Regions from separate parts of the Homo sapiens genome. Here region 1 is linked to region 2. A link is an interaction called in ENCODE POLR2A ChIA-PET data of the cell type or tissue named here. Cell type or tissue: Panc1. All regions are shown on one strand. Each heading gives the region's core, and the rest is flanking DNA. Links, peaks and the distances in the headings are about the cores only. Region 1 overlaps TBX3-AS1 (TBX3 antisense RNA 1). Region 2 has its middle 15 kb from the start of MIR4472-2.

Region 1 (5,368 bases), core at 143-5,142, 1.7 Mb before region 2:
GAAGGGTGAAAATGAAGTGCTCTTGTGGGCCAACCACGCTGAGATAGGGGAGGATCTTTTGAGGCGACAGGCTTCTCCAGCCTCGCATTTTTGACGCACATGGTTAAGAGAGCTTGGCGCCAGCGTTGAGAATTCCCTGAAGTCACCAGAGAGAATAGTGTGGTTCTGCGAACTCCGTCTGGCTCGCCATCTCGCCCCTTTCTTTCCCTTTCAGTCTGTCTTTCTCTGGCGTCCTCTCTGTCTCTGCCAGTGGTTAAAATAGAGAAAGGAGAGAGAGGGAAAATTACGAGGTGGTGGTGCCCCAGAGTGTTGGCTCATAACACCCCCTCCCGCATCCCCTCCTCCCCACCTGAAGGGTGCGAAAGGCCAGGCCATTTCCCGCCTTACACAGAACACGGAAGTCACTGCAGGGTTTCATGAGTCTCTGGGGACCCCCGCCCCAAAAAAAAGAAAAAGAAAAGAAAAGAAAGAAATAGAAAAAAAAAGTGCACCCCCTCCCCCAGACTGCTCGCCTCCGGGGCCTGGGGCCCCTTCGCTGCTCTTTCAAGAGCGGCCCCAAATCCCAGCGATCTGGTTTTGCCTGCCTGCCCTCGCAGGCCAATCTCTGCCCCACTACTTGGGGTGGAAGCAAAGTAGTTCTACAACCACACTGTGACCGACCTCCTCCTCACCCACTCGGTGCCCCCAAGCGTCCCACGCACAGCAGAGAGACATTCCTCTGCATTCTGGCCAGCTGTCAGCTTTGGAAATGGGAGGGGAGCTTGCGGATTTTACTTAAAAATGTCTAGATTTGTTTTTGGCTCCGCGGGTGGACTGAGAGGGAGTTCTGCCCCTCACACTGTCCTCCTCCCTCAATTGCCTATTTTTTGCCCATAGCTCTAACTTAACCCTGTGATCACCCCAGATCGCTACTTCTGACCCCCATCTCCTCTCCCACACCAACCTCCAGCGCGCGAAGCAGAGAACGAGAGGAAAGTTTGCGGGGTTCGAATCGAAAATGTCGACATCTTGCTAATGGTCTGCAAACTTCCGCCAATTATGACTGACCTCCCAGACTCGGCCCCAGGAGGCTCGTATTAGGCAGGGAGGCCGCCGTAATTCTGGGATCAAAAGCGGGAAGGTGCGAACTCCTCTTTGTCTCTGCGTGCCCGGCGCGCCCCCCTCCCGGTGGGTGATAAACCCACTCTGGCGCCGGCCATGCGCTGGGTGATTAATTTGCGAACAAACAAAAGCGGCCTGGTGGCCACTGCATTCGGGTTAAACATTGGCCAGCGTGTTCCGAAGGCTTGTGCTGGGCCTGGCCTCCAGGAGAACCCACGAGGCCAGCGCTCCCCGGACCCCGGCATTAGGCGCCAGCTGCCGGCTATCTGCGGTCTTTTTCTCTCTGCAGACCCCTCGATCCTCTTTCCTTCGGTCTCACACTCAACAAAAGACAGACTAGAGACGTTGAAAGAGCCTGCCCTTCAACAGAGTCCCAGAAAAGGGTGACTTAAGGGGAGGAGAAGGGAGAAAGAGGGCAGATTCCGGGTCAGAAAAGACCCAGATAATTTCTGGCGTCTCTGAAATATTCCTCCACCTTTTCGCAAAAAGAGTTTTCACTTAATTGTAGCTCTAGAATTAAAAAAGTAAATTAACTGAAAAACCTCTCTATCTGCAATGCCCGCAGCATTTAAAGTAGTGCGGGTGCAAGTAGGCGAGTGTTAAAGCTGGGTGGGGGGAGGACCCTGAAAATAATGTTCCTTTGTGGGGGTGGGGTCGGGGTGGGGGTCGGGGGAAACAAAACCAAATCAACTGTCCTTAGCCCAGGCCACGGTGCCAGCAAAGAAGCTGGCCTTGCCCGAGACGGAAGCTTAGCCCACGCCACTTTTCCCTGCCGCACTGCCTGCCTCAAACTATAAAGGGGACAAACCGACCCTTTTGTGATCAAATGGTGTTTATCTGGAGTTTACAAAAAGGGCGGGGAGGAGGGTAAAAGGATGGTGGGTAGGCGGGGTCGTTTGCTTTGGCCAGTTTGCTGTAAATATTCCCTTCAGCATGTGTGAGGTCTGGCAAGGGAGTATTATATGCTTATTCCCTCTTAAACTTTCACCCCCGTTTGCCGCAGAGCTCTTTTCAGTCCGAGGTGTCACTAAATTGGGAATTCTGTTGACAGAAGGGCATCCAAGATTCACCGGGGGTATGAGACCTAATTAAGAAGTTTCATACAGGGGTGGGTTCATATATGAACTTTTCCTGGGGGAGGGGCGTTCTGGTCATCCTGGCAGTTTGGCAATGGCTCCTCGTTTCTGCCCAGTGCCCCAGCCCATTTGATCTCAGGATCCCAGCCTCTTTTGATATTGACGAGCTTTGAAACTGACCAGGTGCCTGCCCCCCAAGGGCTCCCATTCTCTTTCGGGCTCAATTCTCCCACCTGAGGAAGTGATTTTCTTATCACGGATCCCAGGGAAGTAGCTCTCTAGTTTACTGTTTGTGGTCCTCCTGCAAATTGCCCTAGCACCCCCTACCCCTCTGGGGTACATACATTAGCACTGCTATGCTACCCTGAACCCTGACTCTCCCCCTGGCAGTGCTGAACCCAGTGGAGGCTTGCTCTTCCTCCAGGAGTCTCCACTCACCATGCACCCCCATCCCTTCCTCCTCCCCAAAGCTTGCTTTGAGAGCTTAGTTCCTCTCTGGTCCAGAAGCTGCCTGTCAGTCCCTTGGAGACAGGCTGGACTCCCCCACCTTTCCTCCCTCCAGGGCAGACACTAGCTTCTTGGTTGGACCAGACAGACAGGGCAGGACATTCACCTTTTGTTTCTTTTTCCATTCCTTTCTTTCTCCTCCCCACCACCCCCCCCCCCCCTTTTCTTTTGGTCTCCTTGTCTTTCTGCTCATCCCCATTTAGGATTATTTGAATGCGTGTCTGGAATCTTTCTTATTCTTTTTCCTTCTACTTTCTCTTCTCCTCCTTTCATCAATCTTGTTCTTGGTTTCTATTTCTCTTTCTTGTCTTGTATCTATTTCCCAGGCTTTAACTTCTCATGTTTTGTTTTGTTTTTTTTTTTTTTCTACCTTCTTTATCCTATTTTTTCTGGCTGTTTTGGTCCTGTCTGAATTCTCTCCTGTCTTTCTGACCTGGTGCCTCCGTACTCTGCCCCCTTTCCCTCCCTCATCTTTCCCAGCAACCATGACAGCCTGGAGATCCCTCTTCCTGGGGCTGAAGCAAACACCTTCCCCTCTCTTCCTTGACTAGAAAGATAAAGTATCTTGAGAGATAGAAAAACATTGTGTGCATTTGCCTAGAGTGGCAGTTTTACCTTCTCCTCTTGGCATTTCCAAAGCCACCCCTTTCTCCAGAGTTGAACCCCATCTTTGCTCCCTAAGCTCTAAGGCCACCTCCCCATCTTTTCCAGAGCAGGAACCTAGGGTGAGGAGCTGCAAGTTAACCTAGGAACCTAGGGTGGGGAGCTCTATAGCCCCCAGCTCCCAGCTTCCTACTTGCCCCAGCAGCACGGAGCTTTCCTGTAACACACATTTCCCCTATCCTCTGACATTCCTCTAAATTATTGATCTGGGCAATTTGGTGCAAGCGTCTGTAGCATGTTTCAGAGAGAGAAGACTGAAAGTTGTCTAGCTTGGAGAAGCAATATTTTTAGTACAGAGGCTCAGTTTGTTGCCAGTTGGTTTATGCCGTTTCTAGAGCATCATTCGCTATGCACTTAATCCATGCTCATCATACCTCCTTAATGTAAATATGTTTTTGGCAGAGGCAAAATGAAAACATTTTGCCCTCCATATTATTCTTATTAGCACCTACCTTTCCTCAAAGCTGATCACCCTGCAAAATGGCAAATTTGTACACAGCCAGTGATTTAGATAAGTTAGAAGGGAAATGAGAGAGGTAAGATTGAAGGATGTGTGTGTGTCTGGGGAGAGTGCTTTTTCTACATCTGTGAAGGTTTTTTCCTCTCTCAGGAAAGGGAACCAATTGTGGTTTCCTAATTTCAAGTCAATCTATATCTTCAACCTTCTCTTTGTGTGTGTGTGTGTGTGTGTGTGTTTTACCTAATTACTTTAAAAAAAAAGATAATGCAATGGGCATTATTAGGCCAGCAGAAATGAATTCACAAGGAAGGGGCCAGGAATTTTTTCTCTCATTTTATCTGACCCAGAACCACCAAGACACAGGCCAGAGCTGACTTTTGCCCCAGGCACTTTTGACCACCCAGCACCTTTCTTTCTTCAACATCCTCTTTCTAGATTTTCAGTCGAGACAGGTAAGGGTATAAGTGGCCTCTCAGAGGTTTGTATCAAAATTTTACTTGTAGGGTAGAGGGACTAAGTGACAGAATACTTTAAGAGGGTGGAGGAGAAATTTAACAGTCCTCTCATGCAGACGGAGGGTGACATTCAAATGGGAGAATTTACTTCTGTGGTTTGCTACTGTTTCATTCTTTCCCTTATCATTGGTAGTGTTGTTAGGTGGCAGGGTTGTGGGGCAGAGTGGGGTTTCGCCCTGGGGGAGCATATGTGGCAGAGGGCACAGGAAGATCTGTAAGCAAGAGGGCATAGCAAATTAAATGACCACACTGTCAGGAAGGTTGACAGGCCAAAGAAAGATCAGCTCCTCCAAATCTGCTGAACTAACTCTCCCCTCGTAGCCCCAGACACGTTTTCTCAATTTGAGCACAATATCCATTACTATTTCCCGTACTGGGTTTCAATTAAAGAGAGTGAGAGTAGAAAGTTCACTGGTGTTTGGGGGTTCATTTATTTCCAAGCAGGATGCAAATGAAAGGGAGCCGTGGGCACAGAGTTGTCATGTGTGTTTTTCCTCCCTCTTCTTTCCATTTCCTTCTTGCAACCTTCCCTCCACTTCTTGCCAGCCACCCAGCACACCCGTGTTCCCAAAGCAAATGTTTTCATGTCTTGAAAATCCAGTTAGGGTGAGGAGAGAAGGAAGGTGATAACATCATACCTACTGATGCCCCCTAGAGATGAAGCTGTCCTGGGGGCACTTAAGGCTTGAGGGAAGGATTTACCTTCTCGAGATGGGCACAGGAATTGGGGTAGTGTGAGCACTTGAAGGGTTCCAGGTTTTACTGTTGCACTGAAAACAGATGCAATCCCTCCTGCTGTAACATGCCCCTATGGAAAAAATCTAGCCTTCTGTGCAGTTATCCTGTTTTGGTCCTAGAACACAGGGTGGTGATCTTGCTTCTCTGGGGGGTGCCAGGCAAATAGAAGACGTGAAAATCTGCTGCCAAGGTCAGGATGTAGGTCCTGGATTCAGGATCTTGACCCCAGGCCTGCCCTGTCACCGAGCAGTGGTCTCACAACCAGGCAAACTCTCTGGCCAAACTCACTTCACACAAACTTGAGCTGA
Region 2 (5,368 bases), core at 177-5,176:
GTTTCAGAGCAGCCTGGGCACCAAATCAAGACTGTACAAAAAATTTAAGAAGTTTGCCAGATACACTGGCTTTTTGCCTGTAGTCCCAGCTACTCAGGAGGCTGAGGCAGGAGGATCTCTGGAATCCGGGAATTTGAGGTTGCAGTAAGCTATGATCATGCCACTGCATTCCAGCCTGGGTAACAGAGCAAGAACCTGGCTCTAAATAAATAAATAAATAAATAAAGCCGAGTTTGCAGCTATCACAGACTCTCAGCTGAAAAAACCCTTAAAGATCACCTAATCCATCCCCTAGATTTTGATGATGAGGCCTGAAGAGGCTCAGTCATTTGTCTACAGCTGTTGTGACAAACTCCAAAGCCATAGGGGCCAGGCAGGAAAAACAGATGCTGTCTAAGGTTCTAAGGAGTGGTGAGGACTGTGGCAAACTGGAGACAGGGGTTTCTCTAATGGGTCGCAGCAGCCTGGTTCCTACAGCCACGAGGGAATGAGGGCCCAGAGTGATTGGCGCCTCTGAATTTCCCCAGAGAAGCTGGAAGTCGTGTGTGTGTGTGTGTGTGTGTGTGTGTGTGTTCTGTGTGAAATCTTTCTGTTTTGAAATGTTGGCAACTCTTGGAAATTCTTGAGAACACTGTATGGGCCAAGGAAAATATGTCAGTGGATGAGACTTGGCCCCAGGGTCACCAGTGTGCAGTGTCTGGTCTATGGCCTGAGGCACGTGGGAAGTGCAGCAAGGATTCCTGGATTAAGGGGCTTTCTATCATGCCAGTAACAGGACGAGAGAAGAAACAGACCAGATGCGGGAGGAGAGAAGGAAGAGGGCTCCAGAGGAAGGAAATGGGAACAGAAACAGAAACCTGGGGCTTGCGGGTGCAGGGGGACACTCATCTCCAGGGTCTCCAGGGTAAGCTGGAAGGGGAAGCCCGGGGCTTACTGGTATTGTTTTGTTTCGTTTTGTTTAAATGAGGATGAAATTCACATAACATTAACTGTTTTGTTGTTGTTGTTGTTGTTGTTTTGAGATGGAGTCTCTCTCTGTTGCCCAGGCTGGAGTGCAGTGGTGCAATCTTGGCTCACTACAACTTCTGCCTCCTGGGTTCAAGCGATTCTCCTGCCTCAGCTTTCTGAGTAGCTGGGATTACAGGCGCCCACCACCATGCCCGGCTAATTTTTGTATTTTTGTTAGAGACAGGGTTTCACCATGTTGGCCAGGGTGGTCTCGAACTCCTGACCTCAGACGATCTGCCTGCCTTGGCCTCCCAAAGTGCTGGGATTACAGGCATGAGCCACTGTGCCTGGCCTAACAATAACTATTTTAAAGCATACAATTCAATGGCATTAAGTATATCCACAATATTGTACAACCATCAGCTCTATCTAGGCTCCAAAACTCTTTTTTTTTTTTTTTTTTTTTTTTTGAGATAGGGTCTCACTCTGTCTCCCAGGCTGGAGTGCAGCGGCACAATCTTGGCTCACTGAAGCCTCAGTCTCCCCAGGCTCAAGTGATTCTCCCACCTCACGCCCCTCAAGTAGCTGGGAACATAAGTGCACGCCACTATGCCTGGCTAATTTTATTTTATTTTTGTATTTTTTGTAGAGACAGTGTTTTGCTATGTTGGCCAGGCTGGTCTTGCACTCCTGAGCTCAAGCGATCCACCCGCCTCAGCCTCCCAAAGTGCTGGAGATATAGGCATGAGACACTGTGCCTGGCCCCAAAACTTTTTATCGACTCAAATGGAAACCCCATACCTGTTAGCAAGCACTTCCCATTCCCTCCTTCCCAGCCCATGGCAACCATGAATCTGCTTTCTGTCTCCCTGGATGTACTCATTCTGGACAGTTCATATAAATGGAATTACAGACTATCTGGCCTTTTGCGCCTGGCTTCTTCCACTTAGCTAATTTTTTTTTTTTTTTTTTTTTTTTTTTTGGCAGAGTATCACTCCATCACCCAGACTGGAGTGCAGTGGCTCAATCCTTGATCTTGGCTCACTGCAACCTCTACCTCCCAAGCTCAAGTGATTCCCATACCTCAGCCTCCCGAGTAGTTGGGATTACAGGGATCTGTCACCCTGCCCAGCTACCTTTTGTATTTTTAGCAGACATGGGGTTTCGCCATGTTGGCCAGGCTGGTCTTGAACTTCTGACCTGAAGCGATCCTCCTGCCTCAGCCTCCCAAAGTGCTGGGATTACAGGCCGTGAGCCACCGCACCCGGCCGGCCTGTTTTGGGGTTCATCCACACTGTAGGATGCATCAATACTTCATCCATTGATGGTTATTCGGGTTGTCCTGCAGTTGTGGATAGACCCAGGGCTCACTTTTCAAAGGGAGGTAATCCACCCTAGCGTTTAGGAACATAGGGGCCACGGACCCATGAGGTACAGCAGACACAATGCCTAGGGCCCATGAAAATGTCTTCATTTCTCTCTCTCTTTTTTTTTGAGACAGAGTCTTGCTCTGTTACCCAGACTGGAGTGCAGTAGTGCGATCTTGGCTCACTGCAACCTCTGCCTCACGGGTTCAAGTGATTCTTCTGCCTCAGACTCTCGAGTAGCTGGGATTATAGGCATGCACCACCAGGCCTGGCTAATTTTTGGATTTTTAGTAGAGACGGGGTTTCGCCATGTTGGCCAGGCTGGTCTTGAACTACTGACCTCAAGTGATCCACTGGTCTTGGCCTCCCAAAGTGCTGGGATTACAGGCGTGAGCCACTGTGCCCGGCCCAGTGCGGTTTCCATTTCTCTTAAAATCAGAAGGGAAAAGTCCCTAACTTTCAGGATTGAATAAAATGTCTTAATTTTTAATTCTGCCTGGATTATATTTCTCTTTATATTAAGGCAGCATAAAATACAATTATGCTTGAAAGGGCCCACAAAGGCAGGAGTGCCTAGGACCCACAAAGACTGGCCCTGTGGGGACACAGAAAATTGAGGACTCGGGAGTTGGGAAAACTTCTTAGTAGCTTTGTGACTGTTCACCCCAGGGCTGGTCCTTGTCTTGTTGAATGTCGCATCCCTCACTGCCAGAACAGTGCTTGGCCCATCGTAGGGGCTCAATAATTTTTTTTTTTTTTTGAGACGGAGTTTCGCTCTTGTTGCCCAGGCTGGAGTGCAATGGCGCAATCTCGGATCCCCACAAACTCCGCCTCTCGGATTCAAACGATTCTCCTGCCTCAGCCTCCCGAGTAGCTGGGATTACAGGCATGTGCCACCACGCCCGGCTAATTTTGTATTTTTAGTAGAGAGGGGGTTTCTCCATATTGTTCAGGCTGGTCTCGAACTCACGACCTCGGGTGATCCACCCGCCTTGGCCTCCCAAAGTGCTGGGATTACAGGCATGAGCCACCGTGCCCAGCCAATAAATATTTTTTAAGTTAATTAATCTGAGATGAGTCACTGCACTCATCTCCCAGGCTGGAGCACAATGGCGCGATCTTGGCTCACTGGAACCTCCACCTCCTGGGTTCAAGCAATTCTCCTGTCTCAGCCTCCCAAGTAGCTGAGACTACAGGCACGTGCCACCATGCCCGGCTAATTTTTGTATTTTTAGTAGAGATGGGGTTTCACCATATTGGCCAGGCTGGTCTCAAACTACTGACCTCATGATCTGCCTGCCTTGGCCTCCCAAAGTGCTGGGATTACAGGCGTGAGCCACTGCACCCAGCCAGTGTCACTGCACTTTTCTATGCCTCGGTTTCCTCACCTGAGATGAGGAAAGCTAATGTTATCTCTCAGGGGAGTTGGGAGGATGAGGAAGCTTGCAGCACGTGGAAGCTTTCTTCCCTGGTTTTTTAATGGCAGGGTGGGTAGCAAATTTACTAGAAGCAAATTTCCATCAATACTGAGGAGCAAGGCAAAAAACAAGAAACAAAACTGGCCGGGCGCGGTGGCTCATGCCTGTAATCCCAGCACTCTGGGAGGCCGAGGCGGGCGGATCTCAAGGTCAGGAGATCGAGATCATCCTGGCGAACACGGTGAAACCCCGTCTCTACTAAAAATACAAAAAATTAGCCGGGCGTGGTGGCGGGCGCCTGTAGTCCCAGCTACTCGGGAGGCTGAGGCAGGAGAATGGTGTGAACCCGGGAGGCAGAGCTTGCAGTCAGCCGAGATCGCGCCACTGCACTCCAGCCTGGGGGACAGAGAGAGACTCCATCTCAAAAAAAAAGAAAAAAAAGAAACAAAACTAAGGAGCAGCTGGGCACGGTGGCTCACGCCTGTAATCCCAGCACTTTGGGAGGCTGAGGTGGGTGGATCACTTGAGGTCAGACGTTCAAGACTAGCCTGGCCAACATGGCGAAACCCCATCTCTCTACTAAAAATACAAAACTTAGCCGGGCGTGGTGGTGTGCACCTGTAATCCCAGCTACTCGGAAGGCTGTGGCAGGAGGATCGCTTGAACCCAGAGGCGGAGGCTGTAGTGAGCTGAGAGCACACCACTGTACTCCAGCCTGGTTGACAGGAGAGAAACTCTGTCTCGAAACAAACAAACAAAAAACTGAAGAGCATTTGCTGGGTCTCTGTGAGACTGGAAGCACATCAAGGATTTCTGCAGCTTGGCTGAGTGGCCCCAGGTCTGGAGAAAAGGGCTGATGAGCAGAAAAAGACACCAAGGAGACGTCAAGGGAAACGGTGCCTGAGAGAAATTGACAGAGAGAAATTCGGATGAACAGGGAAGGTTCAGTGAGTGTGTGTGTGCGTGCATGCGTCCACGTGTGAATGAGTGTGTGTGAGCACGTGCATGCGTCCACGTGTGAATGAGTGTGTGTGCGTGTGTGTCCATGTGTGAGTGGGTGTCTGTAAATGTGTGTTGTGTGTACATTTGAGGATTGTGTGTGTATGAATGTATGTGAGTATTGTGCATGCACACGTGTCTGTGTGAGACTAAATAATGTGTGAATGAGTGTCTTTGTGTGAATGTGTGAGAGTGTGCATGTCTGTGTGCGTGAGTGCTGTGTGTGCCTGTGAGACTTGTGTGTGAGTGTGTGAATGTGTGTGAACACGTGCGAATGTGTCTCTGTGACAATGTGTGTGAACCTCTGTGAACATGTGTCTGAATGGGGCATGTGAATATGTGTGTGTGAGTGCATATGCGATTACGTGTGCCTGTATGAGCGTGTCTGGGAGAGTGTGTGTGTTGTATGTGCATGTCTGTGTGTATGCGTGAATGAGGGGGGTGTGTGTGATTGTGTCTGAGTGTGTCTGGGAGAGTAAGTGTGTGTGCACATGTCTGTGAGTATGTGTGCATGTGTGAACGAGTGTCGTGTATGTGTGAGTGCATGTATGTGATTGTGTGTGTGTGTCTGAGCGTGTCTGGGAGAGTGTGTGAGTATTGTGTGCACATGTCTGTGTATGTGCATGTGTGAATGAG

Evidence for each region. ChIA-PET counts read pairs that join two places held together with the same protein. Peaks named below come from ENCODE experiments on the same cell type or tissue, not always from the same donor. Only the 100,000 strongest peaks of a DNase experiment are listed, where the experiment ranks them.
Region 1: POLR2A ChIA-PET joins it to region 2 with 14 read pairs; 2 of 35 experiments call an interaction of 5 or more read pairs at or near these places.

Annotation. Positions count from the first base shown.
Region 1 is chr12:114,685,976-114,691,343 of GRCh38, forward strand. The region is part of intron 1 of TBX3-AS1 (TBX3 antisense RNA 1); the gene reads left to right. Among named protein-coding and RNA genes, the nearest start is that of TBX3, 4.5 kb to the left of the region's middle. RefSeq lists enhancers at 22-874, 614-1,520, 875-1,725. In Panc1, for the core only: no CTCF peak of the experiment used is centred there; no DNase peak of the experiment used is centred there; H3K27me3 peaks cover 223 bases.
Region 2 is chr12:116,410,308-116,415,675 of GRCh38, forward strand. No RefSeq gene overlaps it. Among named protein-coding and RNA genes, the nearest start is that of MIR4472-2, 15 kb to the right of the region's middle. In Panc1, for the core only: no CTCF peak of the experiment used is centred there; no DNase peak of the experiment used is centred there; H3K27ac peaks cover 3,335 bases.